Regions from separate parts of the Homo sapiens genome. Here region 1 is linked to region 2. A link is a loop called in an ENCODE intact Hi-C map of the cell type or tissue named here. Cell type or tissue: Calu3. All regions are shown on one strand.

Evidence for each region. Hi-C counts contacts between places; a loop is a spot of excess contacts. Peaks named below come from ENCODE experiments on the same cell type or tissue, not always from the same donor. Only the 100,000 strongest peaks of a DNase experiment are listed, where the experiment ranks them.
Region 1: it touches region 2 in a loop (1.9-fold over the local background); 2 of 110 quality-filtered maps call a loop at or near these places.

Annotation. Positions count from the first base shown.
Region 1 is chr5:112,335,314-112,343,313 of GRCh38, reverse strand. The region is part of intron 1 of EPB41L4A (erythrocyte membrane protein band 4.1 like 4A); the gene reads left to right. Among named protein-coding and RNA genes, the nearest start is that of EPB41L4A, 80 kb to the left of the region's middle. RefSeq lists a silencer at 4,056-4,256. In Calu3, no CTCF peak of the experiment used is centred here; a DNase peak (open chromatin) is centred at 4,543.
Region 2 is chr5:112,224,100-112,232,099 of GRCh38, reverse strand. The region is part of intron 12 of EPB41L4A (erythrocyte membrane protein band 4.1 like 4A); the gene reads left to right. It overlaps LOC101927023 (a long non-coding RNA gene), which reads right to left and starts at 3,817. Exons shown (of 4, transcript NR_110559.1): 1 at 3,748-3,817. In Calu3, no CTCF peak of the experiment used is centred here; a DNase peak (open chromatin) is centred at 3,249.

The DNA.
Region 1 (8,000 bases), 110 kb before region 2:
GTAGTACCTTGTCTCCATACTATATATTTCTTCTTAAGCAGAAGGACTGAGAAACTCATTTTTAGCTGCCTCTTAGGATGTGTTTGAAATTATGAACCTAAATTTGACCAAGTGTTTTTCGGGGGCTGTTGGGAGAATGGAATCAATTAATGCTTCAAAGCACTTGAGAACCCTTAATGTAAAAAACTGTTATGGAAAGTGTATACCTCTCTGTAAAGCCAACTGTCTGTTATTCCCAAATTCTTATTTGTGCTTTGTATGCTAGTTGCTTCCAAATGGGATCTATTTCTATCGGCCACATTCTGAATATGACACTTTTCATTTAAAGTCAGTTGTACATTATAGAAATCCTCTAAGAAACCTGTTTAGAAACCGTTCTATCCAAAGTACTTTGCATAGTTTCTAGGTTATAAGGGATTTGTTTATGGTGACAAGATTGACTGCTGAAATGTGTGCTTGGGAGTGAATGCCTCAGAAGTGTAGCAATTTACTACAAAACGTGTGTATCTGTGCACGATGGAATTTTCTTACTTTGTATGCCAGTCTGCCAACTGGCAGCATAAAAGTGACCTACGAGAGTCTCAGTGGTGCTCTCTTATGAAGTCCACCCCTTTGGGTCTGATCTGCTTACTTCTTCAACCCAGGTGGCCATGGAGGCAGTTGCTCCTGCTGCTGGCTGCTGACTGCTGACTGCTCTTGCTCGACTAGGAACAATAGACCCTCAGCTCTAATGCATTTCACATGTATTGGATTAAACTGGTAACTAATGCATCACGTGGGGAAATTGGCCTGGCTGATAAAAGGGCCTTGAAAATGTGCCTGGTGCTTTTGCAACTCTGTAAAATCTGCCACCAGCACACCTACTTGTCAGGACTGCCTGTTACCTCCAGCCCACCACACTGGATTGTGCTGAGCACAATTTCTATGAATAAAGCATTCTGTGAATGCTTTAGAAAAGTTATCAGGAAAGACCAGTGATAAGATAAATTTCATGTTTCTGTAATTCAGTGGGAAAAGGAGCAAAGACAGGACAGGAATGGAAATTGGTGAGCCACTTGGGATAGCATGTTATCACGTCCAGTCATCATGGTTGTCTGATCATACATGTTGTGTATAGTATTTCTCTTCATTACCCAGTATCTTGTCTTTTATAAAAATGGTTATTTGTTAACTTCTTTTTTATAAAAGGGAAGATTTTAATATGTTTTAGTTTGTGTCTCCCAAGAATATATTTCTGTGACAGAGTTTTACAGTTTCTAGTTGCATAATGTTTCGTGAATTCTCTTGATCCATTCTATAGGAGGAAATGGTTTTATTTGACTTTAAATATAGTTATTTGAAGAAATTTCCCCACATTTAATTTGTACCTTTAATACTGTTATACTGTCTTCTCATAAGCTAAGATTATATATAGGATTTGGGATTACTGTCCAAAAATATTTTTTCCATTTTTCTTTTTGATACAGGGCTCTATGTTTAGAGTGTTATTCAAGACGTAGTTATGGATGAACAATACAACTTTTGGGGTGTGTGTGTATGTGTGTGTGTGTGTGTGTGTGTTTTAAATAGTGACAGGGTTTTGCCATGTTGCACAGGCTGGTCTTGAACTTCTAGACTCAAGTGATCCACCTGCCTCAGCCTCCCAAAGTGCCAGAATTATGGGCGTGAGCAACTGCACCTGGCCAAGCTTTTAATTTTTAAAATTACTTTCTTTTGGGATTGTTGGATGTGAACCATCAACAAAGATGTTTTTAATGGTTCATCTGCCTTGCTGATTTGTGAGGTTATGAAATTGGTTTCAGAGGATCCTATTGCTGTGATATTTCAGTTGACAGTTAAAGCATCAGATACTTTAAAGCTACATTTGATGATCCCTGCTATTAAAATAATTTTTGGACCAACGGTACCGAATACAATACATACACACACAGTATGTTTTTGGAAAATTATTCATTGAAGAACTGGTTATGAGAGGAGTAAGAAACATTTGTATCAGTTTTAGGAAGGTTAAGGCATTATAATCAAACACAGTTATATGTGGGATTTTTGGAAGTTGATAAGCATTCATTCAACAATTTAATTAAAATTTGAGTGTCCTGCATACCAGGCTCAGGGGACAGAGCAATGAACTGAAAAGTCCCTGTTCCCATGAAGCTTTCATTCTCATGGGAAGGAGACCAATTAAACAGTGAAAACATTAATATACAATAAACGTAAAGAAAAACAAAGTAGGTGATGGGGATAGGAGAGATGGCGTGTGGGGAGGATTGCTATTATGGAGTGGTGCTTGCAGAGGACCTTCCAGAGAAGGTAACATTTGAGCAGAAATCTGAATGAAGTAAGGGACTAAGCCATGTGGCTGTTTGATAGAGGGAAAGAAAAATCCCTGCATTGTGAACAGTAGGTGGAAAGGTCGAAGGGTATATGTAAATGGATACTTATGTATGAAATATATTTATGTTTACAATAGGGCTGAGTGAATGTTTTGGGCTTGCTGTCGAAATTGAATCTCTATCCAGGGAGTAGACATAGGAGCAACAATATACGTCCTTTTTAAATGGATCATTTATAAACAAAATTCATATCACCGAAAGAAAATTGGCAGAAACGTACATGTAGTTACATCAGAACTAGCGAATATAAAAGGTAAAAATAATACCTTAATATGCTATTATACATCCATTTAAAAATTGATGTTCTACAGAGCAGGGATCTGTTTTTATTGCTATTTAGTCTTTATATGAGAACTAGAAAATATTTCCTTATTGAAGGAAGTAATCTAAGTAAGACTTCCCACCCTTCTCAAACTGTTGGCCAGAGAGGCAGATAAGAAGTGTGATAAAAGCCAAAGCAGGGGTCATGGTTAAATGCTACAGCAGTGGTTCCCAAAATGTGTTCTCTGGACCTGCAGCATCAGCATCCTCTGGGATCTTGTTAAACGTGCATTTTGGGGCCCCACTCCAGATCAGCTGAATTAGGAGCTCCGGGGGTGGAGCCTAGCAGTCTGTTTCAACAAGGCCATCGGTTGACTCTGATGCATCCTAAAGTTTTAAGAACCACTGTGCTACAGAGAGGTCAAGTTGGATAAGAGCCAGAAATCTTCACTGGGGTTCCTAATTGGGTAGATCTTCCTTTCCTTCCGTCACTCCCTCAATCTTTTGCAGACTTGACTCTGACCTTAACACTTTGTTGAAAGGGCGGGGTCGATGGGCTCTCCTCCGTGACTTTTCTCATGCTGCTGTGAGCATTGGATATGAGGGAACCACATGGGGCCCTAATCGGGAGTTCTGGTTCTCTGTTCCAACTTTCTCTTATTAACCAACTGGGTGACATGACGTGAGTGATTAACTAGTCTAGGCCCTGGTTTTCTCATCTGTGAGCCCAGAGAGTGATATTTATTAATAATTAAAAGGTCTCTTCCATGAGGTCTGAAGTTATTATTTGCTTAAATATTTATGCATTTGAAATTTATAAGCTTGGCCAAGCGTGGTGGCTCACGCCTATAATCCTAGTACTTTGGGAGGCGAAGGCAGGTGGATTACTTGAGGTCAGGAGTTGGAGACCAGCCTGGCCAACATGGTGAAACCGCCTCTCTACTAAAAATACAAAAACATTAACTGGGCATGGTGACGTGTGCCTGTAATCCCAGGTACTCAGGAGGCTGAGGCGGGGGAATCGCTTGAACCCAGGAGGTAGAGGTTGCAGTGAGCCGATATCAGGCCACTGTACTCCAGCCTGGGCAACAGAATGAGACTCTGTCTAAAAAAAAAATATATATATATATAGATATATATCTATATATCTATATATATATATAGATATATATATATATATATATAGATATATATATATCTATAGCTATATATCTCCTTGTTTAAATATATTTATTTGTTACTGTATTGTTAGCTACTTAGATTTATGTGTGTTATTTGTGGTTACCAAAACTTTGACTCTCCACTGTATACTTCAGTCCTATAATAATGGAGCCAGTTTATTTATGGGGGCAGTGCTGTCAGGCCTTGACTGACCTTGTCAAGGAGCCTGACACTGTTATTTTAAACCCATCAGTGGTGTGATAGCCAGCCCTGATTCACAGCTTGTGTTTATGGTTTGATGATTAGAATCTCATCCTTTGGCCAAGGAACACAGCCACATTTGAAAAGCTCCTATTGTGCAATTCCTGCTCTCTTCGCTGGCACCTAAACCCAGTCGCCAGGCCTGTTGATTTTTCCCTCCAGTATCTCTTGCATTCATATGCTCTTCTCCCTTCATTCTCCCCCACCCTGTCACTTTCTTTTATTTACAAATGTTCTCTGAGTGCCTACTGCATGCTAGGTAAGGCGCCAAAATGGTCTGGAGATAAAGTGTGAGCACAGCAGGAGACAGAGGGAGATAGCCATTCTTGAGCAGTAGTTGGCAAACCTTTGCTGTAAATGATTAGGCAATAAATATTTTGAGCTTTGTGGGCCATTAGGTCTCTGTTGCACCTCTTGGACTCTGCCACAGACAATGTGTAAAACAATAGTGGACGTGTGTTCTAATAAATGCTTAGGCAGTGACTCAGATTTGGCCCATGTGTTGTAGTTTTCCAACCCTGTTCTAGAGGGTGAGGGAGGCCGTTAACAAATACACAATGTGTGTATGTGTTTGTCAAGTTATAACTGCTACGAAGAGAATGGAAAGCTAGGTATCTTTTTGTGTGTGGTGGCGGGGGGTGTTCTTTTTTATATACGCTGGTAGAGGAAGCCTCCCCCATCTCCAGACAGTGGGGGAAACAAATCATAGGATACCTGATGGTTTGAAGGGCCTTCCTGGTGAGGGAGCACAGGTGCAGCGACCTGGTATGACCATGTATTGGGCTTGTTCAGGTTAACAGCAGGGAGCCAGCCATGCTGGAGAGAGCCGGAGCAGGTGGGCAGGCAGTCTGAGACAGTGCCGAGAGAAGAGTTGGTAGGGGGGTCACCAGCAGACAGGGAGAAAGGGCTCCCCACAAAGAAAGTAGCTTCTTTGAAGGTTTGAAGGGGTCTGAGAAGCTGATCTGCTATGGGAAGGTAGCAGTTTAGTTTGGCTAGAGAGCAGATGAGATGGGATACTCAGGGGTGTGAGAAGACTGAGATTAGTAAAGTCAGCTTCAAATGTCATGCCAGAGGAATTTCACTGTATTCATGGGCATATTTTTTAAGGCAAGGAACACTGCTTGTGTTTTAGAAAAGGTGACACATGGCATTTTGGAGGGTAAGAGGCAGGGATGTGGATGGGAAGAAGGTTGAAGGCCTGACCTGAACCTAAGGGGATGGAGGCAAGGCGAGCGATTTAGGAGATATCTCACCCTCAGACAAATGGGGTCCTCTTTTGTCTTTCCATGTGCCCAGTGCCTTCTTGCAGTCATTGGTACCTTTGTTTCTGCTGTTCTGTCCTCCAGGGATGCCCGCTCCTGACTTTCACTTCCAAGGAATGGCCCAAAGGCTTCCATCTGTGAGAAGCCTGCCCTGACCACTCATATTAGAAGAGTTCACTTTCTCCTCTCAATTTTCCTAGCACCTTTTCCCCAGTACTTTTTTTACAATATGGGTCAGATAGGGCTTTTGTTTAGATGCCCTTATCACTTCTTATGTATTGTAACACTCTTGAGGGCAGGAGATGCTTTATTGAAATTAGGATCCTTGTATATGGTGTAGCAGGGAATATGAACTCGGGGGTTATGCTGTCCTCCCACTTACTGTGTGACCTTAGGTCAATCACTTTGCTTCTCTGAGCCTCCGTCCTTTTGTCTATGAAAGGAGACAGGAGTTTCACCAGTCTGTGGGGATCTTGTGATGACTGAGATACTGCATGGAAACAGTTCAAACAGAGCCTGAACATCTTAAGTGTTCAATAAATGTTAGCAATTATTAGTAGCATTACTGATAAAACAGTGCTTAACACGGTGGTTGATATATGGTAGATACCCAGCAAACGTTTGACATAGGGGATGTGGTACCGGATTTTATAGTAGATTGTGTTAGACCAGACTGAATTGTGGCAAAGCTGACTATAACAGATGGGTTTGGGCTTTGTAATGATCAAATTATGGAATTTCAGAGAAACTTATATGTAGCTAGATATCTCATTAATTACAGAGGAAAAGCTGATAAAATTTCATTTATATATGGTTGAAGAGCCCCAGTACACATGCATTATCAGTATTAATGATGAAATATTGCATCTTACAAAACCTTCACGTGACAGGCTCAAAAGGTAAACACTGAGGGGTAATGATTAATGTCCACAATGCATATTGTTTCTATACAGACAGGTAGCTGTTGTTGTTTGGGTTCTCAATGGCACTGTGAAATAACTACAGACAGGTTGTATTTGTTGTCTTATGAGCAAGGTATATGAACAGACTGTAAAAGGGAAGTCTCTAATGAAAAGATGCTTTTGCTCTTGAGAGATCAGAAATTGTTTTTAGACATGGCCTTGAGAAAGTTGAAAGACATGTAATTGACCCCAAATACCTCTAGGACATTTGTCAATTCTGAAAGCTATCACCTACTCATTATTTCTGCAGCTAAAAATCTTCTCTTTCTAGCTTTCTGACCTTGTATCTCAGTGGCACAGCCACCAAGCCTTTGGATGTTGTCATCATCTCCTTTCTGTACTTTTGCCTCTCACACCCTGACTAACTTTTTGGTTTTGCATTTTGGATCCACTCAGTGGTAAGCCCTAATTACAGGGCCCCACCCAATCACAAGGGGACCAGGAAAGTGCTCTTGTACCACTGGAAGTATTTGGCGAACAGCTCTAATGACCACCACAGTATAATGTGTACAGGGTAAAGAATCACCCCACTTTGAAGCCTTTTAAAGGGGTTGGCGGGATGAGGAAATCTGCCTTCTGGAACACAGGAAAGAATAATGCCACAGGCCTCCTATTTCATACTCTGGAATTGAACTCCCGCCCCCAACCAGTGACATGCAGAGGAAAGCGCCTTACTCCACCTAACTCTGAACAGCCCACTTTGAAGCTTTTTGACCTGCACTTTCTCAAACAAGTCGATGCAGGTTCAATTTCCACTGCCCCCTCCCCATCCATCTTTGGTCTTAAAATTAACTTAAAATGTGTTTGTTTCTGGATTTGCCACTGCTCCTTGAACTAGTAATGTGTGACTGCTTTCTCATACTCCTTTGTGCCTTCACTTGTGTTTCCCTCTTTCTTGGAAGACCCTTCCCATCCCACTTATCCAAACCCTCCTCATTTGTTAGTTCTCATTTCCTCCAGGAGGCCTTTCCTTGCCTGGTGTAGGGAATCATGAAACACAACTTTGAGGGCGTGTGAGGGTGGTGCCTGATGGATTAAAAAAGACTGGGGGACGGTACTGTTTCTAGACGAAGGAGATAGCAGGTGTGAAGCATCAGTGGAAAGAAGTCCAGAGTGGCTGGACCCTCAGAGTGAGGGGAGAGAAACACCAGCTGTGATGGGTCATGACTAGATCATGGAGAGAGGGCTTGGAGATCAAGGTGTAGATAATTTGGTTTTTGTTTTTATTATATTGGAATGCCATTGAAGAATTTTAAACCAGAAGATGTTAAGTTTGCATCTTAAAATTCTCTCTCTCTGGCTGCTCTGTGGAGACAGGAGCAGAAGTAGATATGGGGACACCAGTTAGGAGGCACTTGCAGTAGTGGAGATGCCTCCTATCAGGCAATGACTGTGGAGGTGGAGAGCCATGGTCAGGTTCATGCCCAGAAATCCTGTTCTAGTCGTAAAAATGTCTGACTGGCGTAATTTGGTAAAATGGCCATCTGGAAAATGCCAGTTTGAGGGCCTGATTTAATAGACATGAATGTCTAGAAGCATTCAACCTACTGGACTGCTTTTTCTCATATTCTGTATCTCTTAAACTATATAGATCTGGTAAGATTTCAAAGAAAGTGGTAAACATTTTCTGCTTATACATCTACATTAGGTTCACTTTTTTTCTGTTAAATCGATTAATCTTCCTCTTATAAGGCTTAAAA
Region 2 (8,000 bases):
CCTTGTCACCCAGTCTGGAATGCAGTGTTGTGGCCATAGCTCACAGTAGCTTTGAACTTATGGCTCAAGCAATCCTCCCACCTCAGCCTTCTGTGTAGCTGGGATTACAGGCATACGCCACCACGCCCGGCTAATGTTTTTTTAATCTTTTATTTTTTGTAGAGATGGGGTCTTGCTGTGTTTAGGCTGGTCTCAGACTCCCAGCCTCAAGCAATCCTTACATCTTGACCTCCAGAAGTGTTAGGATTACAGGTGTGAGCCACTGTGCCTGGCAGGTGGATCCTTTTTTTTTTTTTTTTTTTTTTTTTGAGACGGAGTCTAGCTCTGTCGCCCAGGCCGGACTGCGGACTGCAGTGGCGCAATCTCGGCTCACTGCAAGCTCCGCCTCCCGGGTTCACGCCATTCTCCTGCCTCAGCCTCCCGAGTAGCTGGGACTACAGGCGCCCGCCACCGCGCCCGGCTACTTTTTTGTATTTTTAGTAGAGACGGGGTTTCACCTTGTTAGCCAGGATGGTCTCGATCTCCTGACCTCATGATCCACCCGCCTCGGCCTCCCAAAGTGCTGGGATTACAGGCGTGAGCCACCGCGCCCGGCCAGGTGGATCTTTTTAAAATGTGGAATGTATTATGCTTTTATTATTACAAAAACACATGCTTATTTTATAAAATTTAGAAAACTTAGAATCTTCTCTCCCAAAAAGAAAGAAAAAAACTTTTATATTCAACTCCATTCTACTTGTAGTAGCACTGTATTATACAGCCTTTTGGTCAATTGTATATCTTTTTCACACAAGTGGTACAATCATGGGTTTTCAACTTGCTTTTCTTACTTAATAATACCTCATGGATATGTTTAAATGTTCCTAAACAATGCCATTTTAATATCTGTATGATTTTCTGCTGTATAGATATAGAGATGTGACAATTCAACCAATCTTTAATTCTTGGATATTTAAGCTGTTTCAAAATTTGAAAACCATAAATAGCTCTAAAGTGAATATTCTTGTAGTGATATCTTTAAGCATTCATGACTATTTATATATTTTAAACAGTGGTGTGTATTCATCATTTTTATTCTAAAAAGAGGATTAAATAGTGCTGTGTTAAAATTTAAGACTTTGCTGAGACCACCTTTCAGTCTGATTTTTGAATTGCTTTTATCCTGACTTTTTTTCTTGAGACAGAGTCTCACTGTGCCACCCAGGCCGGAGTGCAGTGGTCCAATCTTGGTTCACTGCAACCTGAAACCATAAAAACTCTAGAAGATAACATCGGTAAAACTCTTCTAGACATTGGCTTAGGCAAAGCTGTTCATAGCCAAGAACCCAAAAACAAATGCAACAAAAACAAAAATAAATAGATAAGACCTAATTAAACTGAAAAGCTTCTGCACAGCAAAGGAAATGATCAGAGTAAACAGTCAACCCACAGACTGGGAGAAAATATTCGCAAACTATGCATCCAGCAAAGGACTAATATCCAGAATCTACGAGGAACTGAAATCAGCAGGAAAAAAAATGAATAACCCATCAAAAAGTGGGCAAAGGACACGAATAGACAGTTCTCAAAAGGAGATGTACAAATGGCCAACAAACATGTGAAAACATGCTCAACATCACTAATGATCAGGGAATTGCAAATCAAAACCACAATGAGATACCGCTTTACTCCTGCAAGAATGACCATAATTAAAAAATAAAAAAAATAATAGATGTTGGTGTGGATATGGTGAAAAGTAACACTTTTACACTGCTGGTTGGAATGTAAACTAGAATAACCACTGTGGAAAATAGTATGGAGATTCCTTAAAGAACTAAAAGTAGAGCTACCATTTGATCCAGCAATCCCATTATTGGGTATCTGCCCAGAGGAAAAGAAGTCATTATATAAGAAAGACACTTGCACACGATATTTATAACAGCACAATTTGTATTTGCAAAACTATGGAACCAGCCTAAATGCCCATCAGCCAACAAGTGGATAAAGAAAAGTGGTGTTTATATTACTATGTACACTATAGAATACTACTCAGCCATAAAAAGGAACAAAATAATGGCATTCGTGGCAACCTGGATCAGGTTGGAGACCATTATTCTTTTTTTTTTTTTTTTTGAGACAGAGTCTAGCTCTGCCTCCCAGGCTGGAGTGCACTGGCGTGATCTCGGCTCACTGCAAACTCTGCCTCCTGGGTTCACACCATTCTCCTGCCTCAGCCTCCCAAGTAGCTGGGACTACAGGCGACCACCACCATGCCTGGCTAACTTTTTGTATTTTCAGTAGAGACAGCGTTTCACCATGTTAGCCAGGATGGTCTTGATCTCCTGGCCTCGTGATCCATCTGCCTTGGCCTCCGAAAGTGCTGGGATTACAGGTGTGAGCCACCGTGCCTGGCCTGGAGACCGTTACTCTAAGTGAAGTAACTCAGGAATGGAAAACCAAATATTATATGATCTCATTTTTAAGTGGGAGCTAAGCTATGAGGACACAAAGGCATAAGAATGATATAATGGACTTTGGGGATTTGGGGGAAGGGTAGGAGGGGGTGAGGGATAAAAGACTACACATTGGGTACAGTGTACACTGCTTGGGTGATGAGGGCACCAAAATCTCAGAAGTCACCACTAAAGAACTTACTCATGTAACCAAGAACCACCTGTTCCCCTAAAACTATTGAAATAAAAATAATAAATAAATAAATAAAAATACCCCACAAGAGTTATTTAGTGGAGTAGGAATAGGCAAACGTTTTTCACGAAGGGCCAGATAATGAATATTTTAGACTTTGCAGGCCATGTGGTTTCTGATGTAACTATTCACCTCTGCCATTTGTAGCACAATAGTGTCACTGAAAATATGCAAATGAATAAATGTGATGTGTTTCAAAAAAAACACAAAACATTTGTATATAATTTTTTAAAAAGTCGTGATGGGGGTTATTACTTTTTGTTAGTTTGTATCATTAATTTATACTAAATGAGTTTTTACTTTAGAAGACCTTTCTTTTTAATTCCGAAGTTAAAGTAATTCAATCAAACTAGATGACTAGTCCCCTTAACTTGCATCCCAGTTGTCTGTAAGTTTAAAAAGCATGTTTATTCACCTCTCAATCAGGAGTAATAAATGCCCTGGCAGCTAAAAAGCCATTGTGTTTAGAATTTGCCAAGTGCAGGCCCTGGCACCTTTATGAGGAAGTACATTCCAGAATCAAGTGCCCTGCACCCAGCTGCCTGCTTCCCCACCCAGAGGAGGTCAGCATCAGGGCAGGCAGCCAGAGCATTCCTGCAAGTCTAAACTGCCTCAGAGGAGCTTGGGTAAAGCCAGAAAAGGGACGGCAGGAGGAAAAAGTGCCCTCCTGTTACAACCCTCTCTCTGACAAGTTCTTGGCAACTCACACAGTTGGATTCCTGTCAAAGGAGATCGTCTCTGCTGTAAGTAGGCAATGAAGACAGAATATTTGGATATAATTCATAATTAGCTATAAGAAAAGTAATGGGTGAAGCCATTTGGGATGGATACACAAGGCTTTGATTATCTGATGCAGCATTTTAAGTTCTTAAAAATATCTCACTGAACACACAAATACTTGCAGCATAATCTTTGAACTATTGCAAAGCAAGATAAGATGACATTTTTGGCATTCCCATTCTGCCTCTGTGGAAGGGGCTGCAAACAGAGTGCATAAGGGGTTGTGAAAATGATTTCTGAGAGGATGGTTTGTGCACAGTGTGCAAGAGGACAGCTACTTACCGCTTGGACCAAGCCAGTTGTTTCTGTGCAGCGGAGTGGACCTAGTGTTGATGTATCTTCCAGTGTTTCAAGAGAAGTACAAAATCTGGATGTTCATGTGAACTTCCTAGAATTTGAAATACTAGCAATTAATTTTATTATAAGAAGACTTTGTGTGCTAAGTTAAACATTTCTGATCAACAGATTTGGCTTGAGGGCTGCTTCCCTGGAAACTCTGTCCCTTGACAGAGCTGGTGTGAGTGGTTGATCTACCATGTGACAGGTGACTCCATCTGCCCTGGGGCTCACACTATGTTTCTGCAGCATCCTCAGCAATCACGACTATGTTTGATTCAAACACTCCATTACTCCAGACGTGAGCACTTTGTAGTTAGTAGGTCAGTGGGCCAACTCCAGGGGATGATGGTGCCACACAGCTCTGGACCCCCCATAGTGAATGATTCCCCTGAGGGTAGCTAACCAGCATCTATTGTTGACCCAAGGTAGGTGCAGTCAAAGCAGGGAAGACAGAGAAATTATTCGATATAATGAAGTACAGTTTCATTTGATGAAGTATAGCTCTGGGCTGCTAAGAAATAGCAATGTCAAAACAATAGTTATTTATTGAACACTTCCTCTGATTGGCACATTGTGTCAGATGCAAGTCAGCAGAACCTCAGTGTGGCTTGTGGCAGTCAAATCTGTGTTTTGAAGGCAGAGGAAAGGTGAGTTATCTGAATAGAGACGGATGTATCAGTGCGATCCAGTAAGCTGGATCCTGGTACTTTGCTGGTTCAGCTTCAGTAATCCATGTACTAGACATGTAATATTATAAAGTCACTTAGCCAGCTTGAGCCTTGATTTCTTCATCTGTCAGATGAGTTGCTGTCATGGGGATGTGTCTGAAATGGGCTGAGTATCTTGTCAGAACTTGTAGAGGCTTGGTACACTTTAGTTTCCTTCTCCTAAACCAAAAGGATGTCTTTCTATTCACAGTGTGGACCACTGTGAATCCATCTGTCAATGTCTGAGGTATATTCGCTGTAATGGCATGAACTTCATATACAAAGGATGATGTTATTATGTTGAGGTGCTGTGGGCTTTTGAGAGTGAGGGGTAAGGAGAGGCCATTCAAGTACAGTGAGAGGGGCTTGGAAAGGAAATTGGACACTCTCACTTAAATCTAGAACATTCAGTATAAATCGAGTGTGAAGAACTGGGCCAGTCAGAGCATACTATGTGAAGGTTTCTTCTGTCCTGCCTGCCTACAGATTTTAGCACCCCAGGGCAGCTGTTGGGAGCAGTATCAGGATCACAGAGTTAGGAAGTGTCTTTCTTACTATGTTTCTACTCTTCAGAGTAGCATTTAGTCCAAGCCTTTTTTTTTTTTTTCATTGTGGTAAAACCATAACATTAAATTTACCATCTTAAGCATTTTAAGAGTAAGTTCAATAGTATTAAATATATTCACATTGTTGTACAACCAATCTCTAGAGTGTTTTCATCTTATGACTCTGAAACTATACCCCGTAAACACCAATTACCCCTTCCTGCTCTCCCCAGCTCTTGGTGATCGTCTTTCTACTTTGTTTCTATGATTTTGACTACTTTAGTACTTCATATAAATGGAATCATCTAGTATTTGTTCAAGCCATTTTTCTTCTCTGATTTTTTTTTTTACACCAACATCTCTACCCTCCTCTCCTCCCCACCTCAGATCTTCACTGCTCTCCAGCCCTCTTGGGATTTTCTATGACTATGAATTGGAAAGAACAAACTTCTTACAGTGTGTTCATTAACAGTGATGACATTGTGTGATAATTTTAAAGTTCACACAGTTAATCATTCCATCTTCTATGTAAGGTGGTTTCCCCTATTTGAAGTAATTAGCTGCCAGGCCTACCTGAGTGCATTTTTCATGTTAAGCAGACAATAGGAACAGAGAAGACAAAGAAAAGGCAAAGCTGAAAGGGCTCCCAGAGGGGAAGCAAAATTGTTGAATGAGGAGCGCACAGAAGCTGTGGCTCTGGATCAGGGAATTCAAAAGCAAGTCCCCAATCTCTGAGTTTGTCCAGGAAGATATTAGATCAAATACGTCACTTCTATAATATCAGCGGAACTACTCCTGTGTTGTTTGTCATCACAGAGACTGGAAACTACCTAAATATCCATTAGAAAGAAACTGGCCTAATAAAGTAATATATGTTCCCCAGCCTCTGCCCCACATGAAATACCATGTCTCTGTTACAAGAAATCTGAGAGCAGGATTGGAGCTTGTGTCAATCTGATTCCATAGTCCCACAGTATCTGCTATGAAAGGCCAGGCCCCATGAGGAGCCCACCAAAGGAGAGGAATGTCAGGACTAATGATCGCTGAGCATTACCATGTGCTTGGCACTGTGCTAGACACTCTGCAGATAGTAGCTTACTCTTTTAGAAGATGCTGTAATTCTCAATGTTTAGGTGAGAAAGCAGAGGCTGAGACTTGTACAGAGTCACAAAGCTGAGATATGAACACAGGTCAGTTACAGTCTACAATATAGAGACGAAAGACTAAGAAAGAATGTGTTACATTTGTATGTACAGATACGAAATGATCTCCAGGATATGGTATATAAATGGTGGGGGCAGAGAAGCAGAGGGGCCCGGTAGTATTTAATGTGTTACCATTATATACAAAGACAAATTGGGTGGGAAAGTATGCATGCAGATAATACTTGCAGGCAGGATACATTAGAAACTAGTAACAGTAGTGGCCTTTGGGAAGCGTTTCTGAGAGAATGGGGATTGGCAGTGGGAGAGAGATTTATTTTCATTTGAATTTTTACCAAGCACTTTTCAAAAGCCCTACAGATTACTGTCATGAATGCATGAAGTTCACAAATGCTCATCCACATTTCCAATAGAGACATTCTCAATAAGCTCAGAGCTGAGACATTGTTCTTACCCTAGATCATTGTGATTTACAGAGAAAGAGCAATATAAGATCAATTGTACAAAACTCAAATGTTAGGAATTTCTCCTGTGTTATAGCAGACACAACCAGAGTCTTCAAGGAGAGGGGCATAAGTCCAGGATTAAAGTACATAAGATGGCATATAAGTCCTCAAGCCAGAGGGTGCTCCATTTCATGAGGAAGACTCATGGTATAGAGTCTTTGGATTAAATGAAGTAGAGGACGCTTTGTGTTTTTCACCCAAAGAAGTGATGATTTGCAGGTGTAGCAAGTTCTAGAATGTGGAGGATGTCTGGATGAGAATCACTTAGCAAGGAGGAATGTTTGGGAAAAGAGAGGGTAAAGAAACTGGGAAAAGACAGTAACATAATAATAGCTCTCACATCTATCCGGCCTTTGACGGGTATTGTGAAGTTTTTGTTTATTTCTTCTGGGTCAGAAAAAGGAAGAAGTTAGTATAAATTTTCATACAAAAGGGTTAGAACAAGACATTCTGACCTAGAATTGTTATATGGGTGGCTATGGAGATGATTTCTGAAAATATGGTGGAGGAGCTTTGTTTTGGCAAAAGTGTGATTGTGGCTCTTCTTTTCCAAGTGCACAGATCAGAATTAGACCATTGACTGAGTTATGGTCCAAGTCTGTGGTCCCTCCCTCTCTCCTTTGTAAGAACCTCTGCTCTGAGGGATGTTTAAATTACCTCTTGACTGATTATTTAAGCCATTTAATTGAGAAGCGACTTAGTGGGGTGGTAGGGGAGCTTAAAAAAAAGAGTGTGAAAGTTGTACCTGATTTGAGTAGCCCTGAATTCCTGGTCTGCCTTGGTTGTGACCTGTAACTTGTCATTCAGCATTCTCAGCTTTCATCCCTTTATCCATAAAATACAATAATTGGGTATGTAAGCTTTAAAGATTCCTCTTCTTTCTAAAATTCCTTTATTCTGTCTGACTTACCTGCCCACAGAGTTGGAAGGACCAAATATGAAAAATAGATACAGTGGAATTTTAGAAAGTTTTTTTTTTAAGTATATGGGTTTTTACCATTTCAAAAGTCTTGCAAAGTTGTGAAAAAGATCTTCCCAGATTATAAAATGTAGTTTTGCCATTGGAAATACACAGTACTTTTTGTGTTTGGAAAAACCTTCTAGCCAATTCTTTAAAACATCTCAGGCTGGATGCGGTGGCTTACACCTGTAATCCCAGCACTTTGGGAGGCTGAGGTGGGTGGATCACAAGGTCAGGAGTGTAAGACCAGCCTGGCCAACGTGGTGAAACCCTGTCTCTACTAAAAATACAAAAATTAGCCGGACGCAGTGGCA